Regions from separate parts of the Homo sapiens genome. Here region 1 is linked to region 2. The links are chromatin contacts, found by Hi-C or POLR2A ChIA-PET in ENCODE. All regions are on one chromosome and are shown on one strand. The core of a region is the stretch at or near the end of the contact, and the rest is flanking DNA. Distances in the headings are between cores, read along the strand shown.

Region 1 (2,821 bases), core at 76-2,575, 230 kb before region 2:
GAATGCTTAAGACTAGGAGTTTGAGACTAGCCTGAGCAATATGGTGAGACCCTGATGCTACCAAAAAAAAAAAAAAAAAAAAAAGGGACACCTGTTTTAGAAGATTACCTGGGAGTAGTGGCACACACCTGTAGTCCCAGCTACTCGGGAGGCTGAAGCAGCCAATATCACTTGAGCCCAGGAGTTCAAGGTTGCAGTGAGCTATGATCGTGCCATTATATTCCAACCTGGGTGACAGAGTGAGACCCTGATTCTAAAAAAATTAAAATTTTAAAATCAGTAAGCTGGGTGCAGTGGCTCACACCTGTAATCCCAGCACTTTGGGAGGCTGAGGTAGGCTGATCACTTGAGGTCAGGAGTTGGAGACTAGCCTGGCAAACATGGTGAAACCCCGTCTCTACTAAAAATATAAAAATTAGCCAGGCGTGATGGCACGACCCTGTAATCCCAGCTACTTGGGAGGCTGAGGCAGGAGAATCACTTAAACCCAGGAGGCAGAGGTTGCAGTGAGCTGAGATTGCTCCATTGCACTCCATCCTGGCTGACAGACTCTGTCTCAAAAAAAAGACAAGTTGGTAACATCAATGCCTGGAGGACCCCAGTAGGTCTGGCTGGAGAAGCAGTGCCCTACAGAATAATATGTCTGACAACTGACTATAAGAAAAATAAGCAGGAAGAGATAATTTATTGCCATGTGTTGCAGGTACATTTGGAGACAGCCAGCTAAAAATGATTCTCCTACCTGCCTTCCATTCCCTATCAACAAGGGTTGACTCCCAATAGCAGCAGCAATCCCTCAACATAACCCTGCCACCTGGCCATAGCTAACTAGACTAGTGGGAGGGCCAATATGATTTGCTTTCAGAGAAACCTTGAATTGGGAGAGAGAAATAGGCAGAGGGATGGACAGACAGAAGAACTCTATATAGCTGGAGGGTTACCATTTGAAGTTGAAGCTGTAAGTAACCGTCTTCTAGCCACTGTTGGGATCAGAAGCCCAGCTGGCTGAAAAAGAACAGAGCAGAGATGAGATGCAGAGTCCTGCTTGGGCTGCTGGTGCTCCCCCACCCCTGGCCTGGTTCTGGTTCTTCCTGAGATCCAGTTCTTGGGCTCCACAAATCACACTTGAATCCTGAGAAATTTACTGTTTTTGCAAAGGCTACCGTGAGGTGGTTTCTTTTGCCGCAGATCCTGAGTTAGATGTATAATCTAGGCTTGGTTCAGCTGGCAGGGCTACGAATAGCAATAGCGCAGAGGCAGTTGAAAACCAAACTGCATGGCGCTGTCTTAACTGGGTCACGAGTATGTTGTGCAATCCTAACAGGTACAGTCAACCCAGCAAGGAGAACAGGGAAGCAGTTGAGCAGCTGACTCAGGAGCAGTACAATCGTTCACCTAAACTGCACCTACACGCGACAATGCAATTAAGGATAATAAACCAGCCCAACCAGCCTTACATATTCCGAGAATTTCTAACTGCTCTTGGGATTGCAACTTGGAGCTTGCTGGTTCAGGAGAGTGACATCTAAGGAATCCCAAAGTTAGATAACCCTTTGCAAATTACACAAAGTTGGAGAACTACGAATACTATAACCCAAAAACTAATAAGCAAACCCCAGCCCTATCTACAGAGCTTCACTGTTCCAGAGCACCATCATTCCAGAGGGAATTTACAAACGAGACAGTCAGCATTAGTTTCCTTCATGCCTTCATTCAGTAAACACAGTGTGCTCACCATGTCCCACACCCTGTGTCAGGGGCTGGGGATAGAGCCAAAGTTCCTGCTTCAAGAAGCTTATATTCTAACAGGGGAAGACAATCTGTAAATAAAGATATATCACATCAGTGGTTATGTGCTGGAAGGCAAAATCAAGCGGGGCAGGGGCATATGAGTGATGGGATGCATGCTATTTTATATGCGCTGGTCAGGCACAGCCTCTGTGATAAAGTGACATTTGAGCAAAAACTTTTTTTTTTTTTTTTTTTTTTTGAGATGGAGTCTCACTCTATCGCCCAGGCTGGAGTGCAATGGCGCTATCTCTGCTCACTGCAAGCTCTGCCTCCTGGGTTCACGCCATTCTCCTGCCTCAGCATCCCGAGCAGCTGGGACTACAGGCGCCCGCCACCACGCCCAGCTAACTTTTTGGTAGAGATGGGGTTTCACCGTGTTAGCCAGGATGGTCTCGATCTCCTGACCTTGAACAAAAACTTCTAATGAGGGAGGGAGGGAGTGATGCAGCTCTCTGGGCCAAGAGCTTTCGAGGCAGCCAGAAGAACATGTAAGAAACCCTAAGGTGGGAGCAACTGTGGCCCAGTGCTGTTGAAGCCATGCAAGCGCAGGAGGGGGCAGTGGAGAGGTGCCTGTGAGCCTCGGTAAAGACATTGATATTTACCCTCAGGAGGGGGAGTCATTCAAATTTTGAGAAACTAGAGGAGTGATGTGGTTTGACTTAGGACTTACAAGGATGACTCTGCTGTACTGACCATAAACTGCATGGTGGCCAGTTAGGAGGCTATTGGCATGGTCCAGCAGACTGGGATGGTGGACTGGATCACAAGGCAGCGATAGAGATGGTGAAAAGTGGTCAGATTCTGGATATGGCCATGGGATTCACTGATGGATTGGATGTGAGTTTTCAGAGAAAGGAGTCTAAGATGACTCCAAGGCTTTTGGCTTCTAAATGAAGATGCTTGTTCTGGGGGGTGGGGTGGGGGAAGCAATTGCAGACTCATGGGCTCAGTCTAGTCTTTTGGAGTCTGAGAGCTGCTACACTTAATTTGTTTGGGCAATGGTTTGACTGGTGAGAAAGGACCAGAAGCT
Region 2 (3,231 bases), core at 199-2,698:
TCACAGATGGAGCTGTGTCCTGAAATGATAGAAATGCAAGGCAGCTCTCTAGGGCCTCTTTTATAATGGCATGAATCCTACTCATGAAGGCTCTATCCTCACGACCTACTCACCTCTCAAAGGCCCCACCTCCTAATACCATCATATTGGTGATTAGGTTTCAGCATATGAATTTTAGGAAGGTACAGACATTCAAACCGTAGCAATACCCACCACGCTCAAAGCACTGTATTGGCACACATATTTACCTTCTAAAAAATGCCCATTTTATTTTAGTTGTATATAACGTATATTACTTTGATAGCAAATGGAGGAGGATAGAGATGGGGTCTTGCTTTGCCCAGACTGGTCTCTTGGCTTCAAGTGATCCTCCTGCTTCAGACCCTCAAAGTGCTGGAATTATAAACGTGAGCCACCATGCCTGTCTAAGACTTTTTTAAAGGAAATATACTGGATGCTAAATTTATCCTTTTGTTTGGTTCACTGATTCTTCTATATAATGAAGCTTAAAAGACAGTATTTTAATAATTTTTGTGGCGTTTTGGGGATGCTACGGTTTGTTGACTCAGATATTAGCACAGCTCAGTGAGATAGCTGCTTTGCACACAGTAGTTGAAAAAATAGTGGTTGATTATTCTGTGTAAAAGTCCCATGGAAACTAATCAACCTAAGTAGCCCTGTCTTTCCTGCCATTGCTACCAATGCCATCTTGCATTTTAAAAAATGAAATTTATAGATTGCAGAGAAAATAGTTTGAAATCTGAAGGCAGTGCAGAAAAACTTGTTAGGGCTAGAATAAAGAAGAGATGTAATTAGAAGCAGATCACGGAGGACTACCTTAAAGTAGAAAGTAGCCAGATTAGTTCTGTGATTATTACAAGAAAATACTTGACAGGTTATTCATACCACTTCAAAAACAATCTTTCAACAAGACCCTGCTGAGAGACTTCGTGGCTCTCTTGTAGGTGCCCCACTTCCTTTTCTGACGAATAGTAGCAAACCAGCTCCCAGTTCTGTCCCACCTCCCCTTTTTCTTCTTCTTAGTGGAGCTGCAGCATCAGAGACACAGGGCAAGGTCAAAGAGGAACCCACTCTGTGCATACCAAAGATGGATGCCAAAATAGCCACACCCTTAGCATACCCAGTTTCTCAGCACCAAATGTTTTTCAGTTTTTAATTTTTTGGTTTGTTTGTTTAATAGACTGGGTAGACTGGGAAATGTTTTTTCCCAGTTGTTGCAAACTCAAAATATCTTTAAAAAAAAGAAATGACATCATACGAACAAGTCTCTGATGGTAATAAGGTTACAGAGTTCTTTATCTCTGCTGGTTAACTGAAAAAGAGACTTCTACCAGTCCTACTGTGAACAAAACCAAATATGATATGAAGTGGCTTACAGGGAAAGATTTATCAATGCTCAGCCATCAATCAAAATGCTGAATCCATGCCAAGTGCATAATGGTGAGATTAATCTGAGAGTTTTCTTTCTCTCCCCCAAAGGGAAGTATCACCATGACTCATTTTTCCTCTTGCAAGAATTTTCTTAATCCACCAAGTTAGTAAGCATTGAAGAACACATAAAACCTAAAATAAACTAGGCCAGGTCTAAAAGAAATCATGCTGAGAGCAAGTTGAATGTTACGCAGTGAACAAAAGGTATTATTTTTCCTCAGTTTCAATCCTTCCAAATTTCCTGGGCTTCAAACTAGATTTGTTTTTTGTTTTGTTTTGTTTTGTTTTGTTTTGAGCCTGTTACCCAGGCTAAAGTGTAGTGGCATGAACATGGCTCATGGCAGCCTCAAACTCCCGGGCTCAAGCAATCCTCCCACTTCAGCCTCTCAAGTAGCTGGGACAATAGGTGCGTGCCACTATGTCTGGCTAATTTTTATTTTTGTATTTTTTTTTTTTTTGGTAGAAATGGGGTTTTACCATGTTGCCCAGGCTGGTCTCAAACTCCTGGGCTCAAGTAATCCATCTGCCTCTGCCTCCCAAAGTGCTGGGATAACAGGTGTGAGCCACTGCGCTCAGTCAGTAGTGTACTTTTAAATTTTAATGGAAAAATCTTCAGTCTTAAAAATAGATTTTTAAAAGTTTTTAATTTTAGCTAGATTATATAACTGAAGCTCCCTTTCTTTGCTAGAATAAGGAGAATTTTCTGTACCTTCTGACTCCTTGATTGATTACTCCGAAGTCCTTCTCCAAGCTCTATAACAAACTGTGACAAACCTATGTAATTAATAGGATTCAATTATCACCAGAGGAGGAAAAACAAACAAAACCCAGAGGAAACCAAAATTCTTTCCTTGTTTTATTTTTTGAGACAGAGTCTCCCACTATCACCCAGGCTGGAGTGATGACAGCTCACTGCAGCCTCGACCTTCTGGGCTCAAGCGATTCTCCCACCTCAGCTTACTGAGTAGCTGGGACAACAAGTGTGTGCCAACCATGCCCAGCTAATTTTTAAATTTTTTGTAGAGATGAGGTCTCACTATGTTGCCCAGGCTGGTCTAAAATCCTGAGCTCAAGCGATGTTCCCACCTCAGCCTCCCAAAGTACGGAATTACACATGTGAGCCACTGTGCCTGGCTGGAACCAAAATTCTTCAGGAGAAAAAGTCTAGCACTTAGTTAGCTCCCAGCATCAGACTGAGGGTGAGCGGATCTATGGACTTAGGGGTTCTGACTTTAATCTCTTCTTAGTTTCCTGGGCTAGATGAAGAATAGCTAAAATATAGTCCTGGTTCTGACAGGTGGCTCTTCCACGTCCATGACAAACACGGCAAATCAAACAGCCTTTTTTTCACTGAGCACAGATCCTCCCTCAGTCCTTAGGCAGCTACTACCAGTAGATGAGACTTGGCAAAGGTTGAAACCTAGTCATTTCATCCCTGAGCCTGATGGACTCAGGTCTCTTCTAATTCTAATTGTCTATGATTTTAAGGAAACACCATTTAACCCAATCTTGGGGGAAAAAAATACTGACTTGCCCTCATCACTGCCAAGGTGAACAATGTATAAGTAAAAAGGAAAAATATGAAAGCTGAATCATGCTAGATATGTACATACAAAAGCTGAAATACTGCAGGAAAGTGACTTGAAAAACAAGAACCAGATAGACTTAAAAAATGAACAAAGTAAATAATGAAGTCAAGCATGAGCCAATGTTGTTAAGTAGTAGAGGGGAAAAAAAAGTTAACAGTAGTATGACCGTATTAATAAATGCTTTCCTGAA

The links. Hi-C counts contacts between places; a loop is a spot of excess contacts on that map. ChIA-PET counts read pairs that join two places held with the same protein, here RNA polymerase II (POLR2A). Pooled maps may share reads with other maps.
Region 1: POLR2A ChIA-PET joins it to region 2 with 17 read pairs in Panc1. The contact joins two enhancer-like sites. A Hi-C loop is called at or near these places in 2 of 50 pooled maps. POLR2A ChIA-PET finds 5 or more read pairs at or near these places in 3 of 52 experiments (MCF 10A, PC-9 and Panc1).

The regions. Positions count from the first base shown.
Region 1 is chr15:52,070,280-52,073,100 of GRCh38, reverse strand. The region is part of intron 1 of LOC112268150 (a long non-coding RNA gene); the gene reads left to right. Among named protein-coding and RNA genes, the nearest start is that of BCL2L10, 41 kb to the left of the region's middle. Within about 2 kb of position 1,325, at least 6 of the 41 ENCODE cell types and tissues checked have a DNase peak (open chromatin) inside an H3K27ac peak, as active enhancers do.
Region 2 is chr15:51,844,833-51,848,063 of GRCh38, reverse strand. All of the region lies in intron 1 of TMOD3 (tropomodulin 3), which reads right to left. Among named protein-coding and RNA genes, the nearest start is that of TMOD3, 17 kb to the right of the region's middle. Within about 2 kb of position 1,448, at least 7 of the 41 ENCODE cell types and tissues checked have a DNase peak (open chromatin) inside an H3K27ac peak, as active enhancers do.